Regions from separate parts of the Homo sapiens genome. Here region 1 is linked to region 2. The links are chromatin contacts, found by Hi-C or POLR2A ChIA-PET in ENCODE. All regions are on one chromosome and are shown on one strand. Each heading gives the region's core, a stretch centred on a gene start or an enhancer-like site at or near the end of the contact. The rest is flanking DNA. Distances are from core to core; before and after follow the strand shown.

What was found. A loop is a pair of places that touch in the nucleus more often than their neighbours do. ChIA-PET counts read pairs that join two places held with the same protein, here RNA polymerase II (POLR2A). Pooled maps may share reads with other maps.
Region 1: a loop to region 2 is called in a map of MCF 10A, with 2.4 times the contacts of the local background. The contact joins two enhancer-like sites. A Hi-C loop is called at or near these places in 2 of 168 maps with a recorded cell type or tissue (GM12878 and MCF 10A), 1 of 37 single-sample maps with no recorded cell type and 4 of 50 pooled maps. POLR2A ChIA-PET finds 5 or more read pairs at or near these places in 1 of 52 experiments (MCF 10A).

What each region holds. Positions count from the first base shown.
Region 1 is chr10:90,417,878-90,420,577 of GRCh38, reverse strand. All of the region lies in intron 3 of LINC02653 (long intergenic non-protein coding RNA 2653), which reads left to right. Among named protein-coding and RNA genes, the nearest start is that of LINC02653, 120 kb to the left of the region's middle. Within about 2 kb of position 1,262, at least 3 of the 41 ENCODE cell types and tissues checked have a DNase peak (open chromatin) inside an H3K27ac peak, as active enhancers do.
Region 2 is chr10:90,147,292-90,149,991 of GRCh38, reverse strand. No RefSeq gene overlaps it. Among named protein-coding and RNA genes, the nearest start is that of LINC01375, 190 kb to the right of the region's middle. Within about 2 kb of position 1,376, at least 3 of the 41 ENCODE cell types and tissues checked have a DNase peak (open chromatin) inside an H3K27ac peak, as active enhancers do.

The DNA of each region.
Region 1 (2,700 bases), core at 13-2,512, 270 kb before region 2:
CAGCACCTGTTGACTCTTCTCTGCTATATCCTGCCTACAAAGAACTTTTTTTTTATTTTTAACTTCATTTTCATTGTTGACACTACTACAGATAGATAGAACATTTTTAAAGTGTTTCAGTTAACATAGTAAGAAGTAGAATTTAGTTTGACTTTATAAACTTGTAAAACTGGAATTATCTTTGGTAAATCCAAATCCTTATGTAATGTACACATTTATAAAAGAATACGTTTAACATTCATCAGGTATTTCTTGATCTATTTCTGTGATGGAATGCTCATTATTTTATATTTTTCTTTTGTTTGTATTTAAGAAAAATTTCCAAAAGTTTAATTTTTATAAATTTTATTAAATGTGTGTTAAAAATTCAAACACATTTATAATTAATGTATTTTATTAGCTTTTCTGTCCTTAAGCATTATAACAACCACCACTGTCTCTAATGGAATAGTTGACAGCTAATTTGATTTTCTAACTATTTATATGTTTATTTTCATTAAATACTTTAACTCCTTCTTCCAAATAATATTTTATATTAAGTAGGGTAAAAACTTTGAAATAATGATGCCACATTAATAAAATACTTATTTGAATGAAATATTTAAAAAATTAGAAAGGATTTGAGTACATTTGATACATTCAACATAATATGGGAGCTTGATAAAATATGAAATGCCAAAAATAAATTCGCTGTACCATTAAAGTTTTTCCAACTAGTTTTTCCTTTTAGCATAAACTTCTTCTTTCTAATAAAGAAATTTTATTCATATTCATTGGCCAATATCCCATGACAATGATCCATGTGCTAAATATAAGCTTTAATGGTTTGCGATGATGAAATTGTTTCCAGGTTCTACAACCTAAGAAAGGAGGTTTTATGAGAATTATCTAGGGTAATCAATAATTAAGGATTTTAGACTTTGGAAGAGATCTTAGTGTTTACCTTTTTCTTTTTATAGTTCAAGTAGGCAGTGAGATAAGGAGATTGTCTAAAACAACATAGCCATTAGGGTCAGTGACAGAACTGGAAGCCAGCTCTCTGAAATCCTGTTTCTCTTCTGTATTATCTATATGAGATAAGGGGCTTTATGGCAGGAGTCAACAAACTATAGTTTATAGACCAGATGCGGCCTGTATCTGTTTTTGCAAGTACAGTCATATGTTGCTTAATGATGGGAATACAATCGAGAAATGCATCATTAGGCGGTTTTGTCATTGTGTGAACATCATTAAGTGTACTTACGCAAACCTATAGAGGGTACAGCCTGCTACACACCTGGGTTATGTGGTACAGCCTATTGCTCCTAGGCTACAAACCTGTTCAGCATGTTACTCTTCTGAATACTGCAGACAATTGCAACAAAAAGTTAAGTATGTGTGTATCTAAACATGGAAAAGGTAGAGTAAAAATATGGTATAAAAGATATTAAAAAATGGTACATCTGTATAGAGTACTTACCATGAATGGAGCCTGTAGGAGAGGAAGTTGCTCTCGGTGAGTCAGTGAGTGAGTGGCGAGTGAATGTGAAGGCCTACGGCATGACTGTACTCTATTGTACACTTTATAAACACTGTGTACTTAGGCTACTCTATGTTTATAAAAAGAAATTTCTTCAATAATAAGCTAACCTCAGCTTACAGTAGCTTTTTTACTTTGTAAACTTTTTAGTTTTTTGAAACTTTTTGACTCTTTTGTACTAATACAGGTTAAAACACAAACACATGCAACTGCACAAAATATTTTCTTTATATTCATATTCTCTAAGCTTTTTTCTATTTTAAAAATATTTTATTGGCTGGGCACAGTGCTTCACACCTGTAATCCCAGCATTTTGGGAGGCTCAAGCAGGAGGATCACCTGAGGCCAGGAGTTCAAGACCAGCCTGGTCAACATGGTGAAACCTTATCTCAACTTAAAATACAAAAATTAGCCAGGTGTGGTGGCACACGCCTGTAATCCCAGCTACCTGGGAGGGTGAGGCAGGAGAATCACTGGAACCTGGGAAGTGAAGGCTGCAGTGAGCCCAGTTCGTGCTACTGCACCCCAGCCTGGGCGACAGAGTGAGACTCTGTCTCAAAAAATATATATATATATATATTTATTTTTTGAACTTTTTAACCTTTTTGTTAAATATGAGACACAAACACACACATTAGCCTAGGGCTACACATGTTCAGGATCATCAGTATCATAGTTTTTCATGTCCACATCTTATCCCACCAGAAGGTCTTCCACGCATAACGCACATAGAGCTACCATCTCCTATGATACCTTTTGAAGGATCGACTTGCAGCAGTTTTACAGTTAACTTTTTTTTTCCCTGTAACTAGAAGAAGTAAACTCTATAATAACAATAAAAATATAGTATAATAAATTCATAAACCATTTACATAGCCATTTGTTATCATCAAGTATTATGTACTGTACATAATTGTGTGTCCTATACTTTTTACAACTGGCAGCACAATGGGTTTGTTTATGTTGATGAAAAGAGTCAAACTCTGTAAAATATTTAAAGAGATTTACTCTGAGTCAAGGATGAGTGACCAATGGCCCGTGACACAGCCCTCAGGAGAGCCTGAGAACATGTGCCCAAGGTGGTCAGGGCACAGCTTGACTTTATACATTTTAGAGAGACATGAGACCTCAATCAATATGTGTAAGATGTACATTGGTTTGGTCTGGAAAGGCGGGACAAC
Region 2 (2,700 bases), core at 127-2,626:
CCACTTAAAAGAGAAAGTGGTTTGTCACAGAGATAACAGTAATAGTCATCATACCTTATGTATATTCACATTGTATAAAGCTTTTTATTAGCAATTTAAGCTAGTAACAGTTCTGTAAAGGACTATTTTTTCCCATTTTATGAGTAAACAAACTCAAAGGTGTTCAATTATTTTCTAGAATGTGGCAGGGTCAGATATGAACTCAGATATGGCTCTAAAATATGTGATGGCTGATGTGTCACAAAACTGATGCCGCCAAGCTGTCTGTCATTTCATAATTTCTGCATAGTTGCTTTCATATTCATCCAAAAATGAAGATGCAGTTTACAAACTACTCAATCCTTCCTTTTTAACCATTTGTCTATTTGTACATCATTTATTCATAAATACTTAATATATGATTCCTGCATTTGGCACTGAGAATCAAGATAACTAATTACATCTTCATGACATCCAAGATCTCAGTTGAGAAAAATATAAAGATTTTTTAAAAGTTATTAAAAGAGCCTGATAAATGTATGTGATGTCAAAAGGTACACTGTGCTTTAGAAGCCCAGAAGAAAGGATAAACAAAGAGATAGAAGAATCTTCCCTAGGGAGACCCCAATTTTGCTGGGTTTGGAGGATGAATAAGAGTTCACCAGTATTTTCATCTTCCATTTCTTTCCTTTTAATAATTCAGTAGGCAAATAGACAAGTAAAAAATATATTTCACAAGTTATTTCTTCTTTATATAAAATTATAAATAGTTTTAATTGAATTTCCTTTGGTTATTCAAGGAATAGAAGAAAGACAACTTGTTCCAGAGAAAACTCTTTAGCATTTATCAGTATCAGTGGATAGTCAGGAAAAGAAGAGGGCACTTTATTCCTTTAGAGAAGGCTGGGGCCCCTGAGTCTAAGTCAGAGTTTTGGGGTTTTATTGTTTTTGATTTCTTTGTGGTTCCTTATAAGCACAGTTTGGTTTCCTCAATATTAGAGTTAGGACTAAGGAATGCATTATATCAAGAAGAGATAAGAAATGTATAGTTTACTTAACATAGTTGTATTTCGCTCTTTATGTTTCTTTTGCTCTGCTAACCATTTGCATAATGTTTCTTGTTATAAAAAGAAAAAGCCTTTTATGGATCTGCTAAATGCGAACTGCAAAAGATAAAGAGATGGTGTCTTTTTCAAGTCTTCCATGCTTTGTGGTGGGCTTTGCACTGTAGGTACATCATCATTGTAGGTTGATTCAACAGGAGATCCCAATCCAAGTGCCCTTCTTTCAGATTTCATTTTCATTCTCAGACAAGCTTACTCACTCTGCCACCTATTGGCAGAAGAAACATCCTCTGGTTGAGCTAATTCTAAGCACTCCAACCTCAACTTGGATGAAAATTTTTCACCAAAAAACTGATAGCACGATACATTATCTTCTCTACTACATGCATTATAAGTTAGGAGAAGAAAATGCTTGTGACTAGCTAATTCTGACAAAGCTTATTTGGTAAAGAAGGTTAAAATCATGGCAAAGGTGAGTTTTGCGTTTAAGGAATTAACATAGATTCCTTTGTGCATCGTACTGATAGTACTGTACTGAGCATCCGGACCTTGATTTATCCTTCAGAACATGATTCAGCCTCTGAGTCTTCATTTTCTTCTAGTTCAAAAAGGAACAAGAATATCTTCATTGCCCAACTCACAATGAGTTTAGGAGACAAATAAGATATGGATATGTGACCACAGAATGATTCATCCAGATGGATTTTCTCCCTTAATCTTCCTCACCTTTCTCCATCTGCCCTCTTGAAAAAAAAATCCTTTGAAATAGCTATTCAATTAATTTCTCTCATTTTTTATAGGAGACAACAGAGTCCCAGAAACGTAGTGATGATCCATGAGATGTGGATGAACTTGAGGAGACAAATCACAGATTTGGCCCTAATGCCTAGAACTAAGAAGTAGCTTAAAGAAACACAGCAGAACAACTGCAGCCCCTCACGTTTTTTTTTTATCTTTTTGTGGCTCTCAACACATTCTGAGCAATGATATGTGTGGTGTGTGTGTAACTGTGTCTCATATTCTACACAATGCATAATACAGAGTAGGCTCTTTATAATATTAAATGGGTGAGGTGGTGAATAAAATAACCTTACAGTGCAATACATCTACTATACAGATGGGTGGATTGAGGCCACAGAAGTCTCAGTGATTCATCTAGCATAAGAAGTAAATCAGAACTTGGGCTACAAGACACTTTGATGTTCTGATTATAGGCCTCTTTCACTTATCTCCTTTGCTCTCCTGTTCCACTGGGAACTCCAGATTGCCAAAGTCCTAAAGCAGATTGGCCTCTTCTGGTACCCTAAATTCTAAAGACTGTGATTCCTTTTCCTCCATAACTCAAGTGAGTCATGGGTGTTTCTGCTGGAATGAGAAGGGGCAGCAAGAGGGGGAAGTGGTAGGTATCACCCTCTATAATAGAAATTGGGAAGACATTAAGCACAGATACTGGCCAAACCTGCAAACAGCTGAGTGAGTTTGGTGTATTTGGGACCAAACACAGCAAACATGATGACATATGCAGGGCAGTGACCATGACTATCTTTGGTCTGGATAAATTGCGGCTCTGGAAAGGCAACACACTTGAATAGGAATTATTTGAAACAGTGCAGGTGTTTTACTGCAACATATTCTACCACAGGAAAGAAGTTTCAGG